2 separate regions of the Homo sapiens genome follow, and region 1 is linked to region 2. Evidence: chromatin contacts called from ENCODE Hi-C or POLR2A ChIA-PET data. All regions are on one chromosome and are shown on one strand. The core of a region is the stretch at or near the end of the contact, and the rest is flanking DNA. Distances in the headings are between cores, read along the strand shown. Region 1 holds the start of TCFL5 (transcription factor like 5). Region 2 has its middle 19 kb from the start of SLCO4A1.

Evidence for each region. A loop is a pair of places that touch in the nucleus more often than their neighbours do. ChIA-PET counts read pairs that join two places held with the same protein, here RNA polymerase II (POLR2A). Pooled maps may share reads with other maps.
Region 1: a pooled map shows a loop between it and region 2 (12-fold over the local background). The contact joins the promoter of TCFL5 here to the enhancer-like site in region 2. A Hi-C loop is called at or near these places in 1 of 37 single-sample maps with no recorded cell type and 6 of 50 pooled maps. POLR2A ChIA-PET finds 5 or more read pairs at or near these places in 4 of 52 experiments (HepG2, activated B cell and activated T-cell).

What each region holds. Positions count from the first base shown.
Region 1 is chr20:62,860,449-62,863,148 of GRCh38, reverse strand. TCFL5 (transcription factor like 5) reads left to right here and starts at 1,327. Exons shown (of 6, transcript NM_006602.4): 1 at 1,327-2,125. The coding sequence starts at 1,479. It overlaps LOC105372717 (a long non-coding RNA gene), which reads right to left and starts at 1,714. Exons shown (of 4, transcript XR_936989.4): 1 at 1,608-1,714. RefSeq lists silencers at 919-1,018, 1,069-1,258, 1,759-1,908 and an enhancer at 880-1,534.
Region 2 is chr20:62,622,296-62,624,995 of GRCh38, reverse strand. No RefSeq gene overlaps it. Among named protein-coding and RNA genes, the nearest start is that of SLCO4A1, 19 kb to the left of the region's middle. RefSeq lists enhancers at 157-206, 467-826 and a silencer at 337-426. Within about 2 kb of position 1,420, at least 38 of the 41 ENCODE cell types and tissues checked have a DNase peak (open chromatin) inside an H3K27ac peak, as active enhancers do.

The DNA.
Region 1 (2,700 bases), core at 78-2,577, 240 kb before region 2:
CCTTCCCTCTCTGTTTTACGTTAGACGACTTCTGTTGCCATGTCCTTGAGAGTTTTAAGTCCTTGCTTTCCTCCTTGGTAGTGTTTTCTGAAACCTGATGTTTTGCCCAAAACTGATATATTATTTTCATGTATACATGTGTGAGTTTAGATTTGCATGGCTGAGCTTTCATAGCCCATCGTTGAATCATTGTAATATATTGGTCTGTGTCTAAACTGTGATGAAATGAGCGAAAGATTCAGACCCGGCTTAGAAGACGATGTGCAAGTCACAGGCCTTTAAGTGTCCTAATGCCTAGACAGAGAACAGACAACCACTGAGTGAGATGGGAATGTGGGTGAGAGGTTAAGTACAGGAATTATTTCAAGATTGCAAAAATAAGTCTCTTAAAGACCACATATTGCATAGTTCCCTTAACAGGGAAGGCCCAGCCTAGGCAAACTCCTGGACACAGAAGATTAGTGGCTGCAGGCGGGGGAGGGGCAGTGTGCTGACTGCTACAGGAGACCGGTGGTGAATGCAGCGGTGGAGGCGGGCCCAGCGCTGGGAATGTACCACCACCGTCGCGCTGTGCATTTTTTTTTTTTTTTTGAGATGAAGTCTGGCTCTGTTGCCCAGGCTGGAGTGCAGTGGCAAGATCTCGACTCACTGCAACCTCCGCCTCCCGGGTTCAAGCGATTCTCCTGCCTCAGCCTCCCGAGTAGCTGGGATTACAGGCACGCACTACCACGTCCAGCTAATTTTTGTATTTTTAGTAGAGACGGGGTTTCACCATGTTGGCCAGGCTGGTCTCGATCTCCTGACCTCCTGATCCACCTGCCTCGGCCTCCCAAAGTACTGGGATTACAGGCATGAGCCACAGAACCCGGCCATGCGCTGCGCATTTTACGCGGATGAAGCGGATGGCCTGGGCACTGTGGACTGTGGGTCCAGGGAGCTGTTTTGACAACGTCTTCATTCCTGCCGCTGTAATGGGGCGCACGTGCACGCACGGACGTGGCTTCTCCCCAGGGTGTCACCGCGTAGGTATCACGCTGATTCCAGCGCAGCCGCCCTCGCCGGGCCTCAGCGGGGAGTGGCCGGGCAGCAGGGGCGTGGCTGGGAACCGGGCGTGGCCTGAGCTGGGGGCGTGGCCTAGCTGTGGGGGCGTGGCTGGGCCGTGGGGGCGGGCCCTCCGCGCAAGCATCCGCCGACGTGGGGCGGGGCCGGGCGTGCGGGCGGTTGGGCGGGGGCGGGGCCGGCGGCGGCGGGTAACGGAGGGGGCGGGGCTGGCGCAGGGGTGGGGTTGCCGTTGCGGGGCGGGGCGGCGCAGGCGCTGTGCGCGGCACTCAGCGGTTTTCCCTCCCCCAACGGCGCGCCGGCTGTGGCCGGCGCAGAGTAGTGCTCGGGCCGGGGGTCGCCTCCCGCCTCCCGCCTCCCGCCTCCCGCCGCCCGCCGCCCGCGTCGCCCTCGCCGCCGTTGGGCCGCGCCGCGCCGCCATGTCGGGCCCCGGACCGCGGGAGCCGCCGCCGGAGGCAGGCGCGGCAGGCGGCGAGGCGGCCGTCGAGGGCGCGGGCGGCGGGGACGCGGCGCTGGGCGAGCCGGGGCTGAGCTTCACGACCACCGACCTGAGCCTGGTGGAGATGACGGAGGTGGAGTACACGCAGCTGCAGCACATCCTCTGCTCGCACATGGAGGCGGCGGCTGACGGCGAGCTCGAGACGCGCCTCAACTCGGCGCTGCTGGCGGCGGCGGGCCCGGGCGCAGGCGCGGGCGGCTTCGCGGCGGGCGGTCAGGGGGGCGCGGCGCCCGTGTACCCCGTGCTGTGCCCGTCCGCGCTGGCGGCCGACGCGCCCTGCCTGGGCCACATCGACTTCCAGGAGCTGCGCATGATGCTGCTAAGCGAGGCGGGCGCGGCGGAGAAGACGTCGGGCGGCGGGGACGGAGCGAGGGCCCGGGCCGACGGCGCCGCCAAGGAGGGCGCGGGCGCGGCTGCGGCTGCGGCTGGACCCGACGGCGCGCCCGAGGCCCGGGCCAAGCCGGCCGTGCGCGTCCGCCTGGAGGACCGCTTCAACAGCATCCCCGCCGAGCCGCCGCCCGCGCCGCGCGGCCCCGAGCCCCCCGAGCCGGGCGGGGCGCTCAACAAGTGCGTGCCCGGCGGCCGGGGGCTGGCGGGGCCCGGGTGGAGGCCGAGGCCGGGGCCGGGGCCGGGGCGGAGGCAAAGGGGGCCCTCGCTGTGCACGCCCCCAGCCTGCCCTCCCGGCGGCACAGGGCGCGGACCTCACCGGGTCTGGGGCCGCCCCGAAAGGCTGTGTGCGCTGTGCGGGCCCCGGGGAGCAGGTACTTCCAGAAACTAAACACCCCCTCCCTCAGTGGCCCCGCCTGGAGTGGGGCCGAGCGCGCAGAATTCCTGGGAACCATGTGCTCCGGGTGGCACTCTTGGATGTCAGGGAAGCCTAGGAAGGCCCGACGGGGGTTTGCAGGCTTTGAGCTCTAAAATGAGGCTCCAGCCTGCAGCCGCCCCCTTGGCGACCCTCAGGGATGGCTGTGGAAGGGGCTGCGTCCGCAGTTTTCTGCTCATCCCAGCCTGTAGTTGCCCATCGTGGTCACACTGGAGGATGGCAAAAGTGAGATTGGTGTCAGGATGTGATGAGAGCAGGGAGGTGGCGCAGTTTTGCTTTTCCTCCATAGGAAGAGGAGGACTTCCACAGCAGCGATAGT
Region 2 (2,700 bases), core at 171-2,670:
TGCTGTTGTTCCCAGGACCCTGGCACTCCTTACAAAGACTTACTGAGTGGACAGCCTTGTTCCTCCCTCGAGTGGGGCGGACGTGCCCTTCCTCTCTGAGTAGACTAGGGGTTTGCTCTGTCCTTTTAAGCACCGAGTTCCGGCACAGTCTGCTCTTTCGGTAAAACTGGCAGAAGTGTGGTTGGATGGTCGTTTCCCTTTTTTGATGATGACATCTTTGGATAATAAAGAGCTTCTCCTAAAAATATCCAAATACAGAAGTACCTGGAAGCTGCTTAGGAGACAGGCTGGGCTCCTGGTCCTTCTGGGCCTCATCCTGGCTCTGAGGTGTGTCCATCAACACAGACAGATCAGGCCCCACAGCAGCCAGGGCCCTGGTCCCGCGTCCCTGCACGGGCCCCCGCGGGCACCACCTGGAGGCTGCAGGTGTCGCTGCCAGGGCCAGGGTGCACTGCACACTGGGTCCCAGGGGTCTCCACTAGAGGTGACACGCGGCCCTTCCAGCCACTTTCCATGGGCCCAAGCAGCCATGCGTGCCCCCCTACCCCTGGGGGAAGTCAAATCCTGCCCCTTGCTCTCAAGGAAGGGCAGGAATATAGGATCAATGTGGGAGGCTTTTGTCTTGGTTTGGGTCTGGTTTCATTTCAGGGGAAGCCACACTCCCTCTCATCTCCACAGTGGCTGGAGTCCTGCGACCTCAGGGCCGAGAGGAGACCCGGGCGGGATCATCACAGCTTCCCAGGTGCTCCTGCCAAGGTCAGCGGGGAGCGGGTGGCCTCCTGCAGCCCCTGCCCCTCTGGCGGGGATCCTGAGTCCTTGGCCTGTTGTGCTGCCTGCCCTGGAACGTTCTGTCCCTTGCAGATGCTGGTGGGGCGTGGCCAGACACACCCCTGATCTGCAGGTGGGAGGGGCCCCGACCACTGCTCCCCACAGCCCCGCCCCTGAGGCTGAGTGAAGTCATGCTCTGGGCGGTTGTGACTTCTGGTCCGGTAGAAACATTTCTGGTTGAGCTATCAGTGGCTGAAGGTCCTTCCTGCCCTGGAGAGGAAAATTTCAACCCTGGAAAATTACCAGGGCAGGCGGCCAGGGAAGTTTCTGCCCTGGGGCGGTGGTTTGAGAGTGAAGTTTCCTGGGCTGGTCTCAGCCTGCAGGGGAAGCACTGGCTCCCAGGAACTTTGACAAGCCCAACTCCCCTGGTTCTCTGGAGGCCAGGAAAGCTGTCCAAGGCTTTCCCGACGTGGGCAGGAACCAGTCATTGTCACAGGGAAGCATGGCCTTTGGGACAGGTGCAGGCTGTTAGCTGTGTGTTCAGAAGGCACGTAGACTCCTTCCAGCAAGCGTAGCCTCACCCACCTGACTCACGCCTTCATGGCGCCAGCTCCCCTCCCCCAGCCCCTTTAGGGAAACTTTTCAGAGCACCCGGAAGCCAGGCAAATACCAAGGGAGGGTTAAATACCCATTAAATCATTAAAGCAGAAAACACATCTCCTCCTTCGTCCCACCCCTCCTCTTCACGCACACCCCCTCTCTGTGGGTGGAGGGCACCTGACCCCCTCCGGGTCTCTCTGCCGCTGCTGGGACTCCCAGGCCTGTGCCACACGTGCCAGCACACACCTCAGGCTCCACGGGCCCTGGGAAGGCTCTGAAGTGCTCCAGAGGAGACACAATTAGGAAGCCATGCCCAGCTCCGCTCTGAGTGAACCACAGAAAACTTCACTGATGGAACCAAAACCACCCGGGCAGCCCTTTGGCTGTGGAGGACGGTGTGAACGTCCGCGGCCTCGGAGGCTGTGGAGGGAGGACGGTGTGTACGTCCGTGGCCTCGGAGGTCCCAGCTCAACCAGGTCAGGCTGCTCTTCCCGCCTGTTGGGACTGATGGGCCTGCCATAGGCCCTGGAGCCAAGGCCACCTCCGAGGCTGGGGAGCGTCACACGGCAGGCACTGTTGAGGCCGCCTCCCCTGGTGACCGAGTGGCGTCCCCGGGAGGTGACCGCCCAGGAGGCAGCACCAGCCTGCCTGGCACTTACATGGCCCCAACCCAACCAGTTGGGCCGTCGCAAGGGCCAGCACCCAGGCAGCACTGGGCCTCGGCTTGTTCACCTGTAAAGCGGGGGACACCAGGACTGTGAGGAGCAGGGGGACGACTCTATAGAGAGCCCAGAGCAGCGTGAGCCGTGGGCCAGGGCTGCCTCCGGGCCGGACTCCCACGGTGGCTTCTAAGTTAGAAACATGCAGGAGACCACGTCGTTTCCTGCTGGGAACCTCCCGAGGCTCCTGGGGCCTCAGAGTGAGACCTGCACTCCTTTTCTCGAAGGCCGGGTGAGTTTCGGGGGCTGCAGTAACAGCCCCAGCGAAGGGCCGACACAGCTCACAGGTCACCTTACAGTTCTGGAGGCAGAGGACTGAACTGGGGCACCAGGAGCCAGCAGGAATGAGCTCCTTCCGGAGGCTTTAAGGCAAAATCCATGTCCCTGTCTTTCCCACCTGCATTTCCTTGGCTCAAGCCCTTGCTTGCAGCCCTCAGACCTCTACGCCCCTCCTCTGCCTCGGACCTCTACGCCCCTCCTCTGCCTCGGACCTCTACGCCCCTCCTCTGCCTCGGACCTCTACTCCCCTCCTCTGCCTCGGACCTCTACTCCCCTCCTCTGCCTCCGACCCTCCTGCCTCCTTCCTAGATGGCCCTGGTGATTATACTGGGCT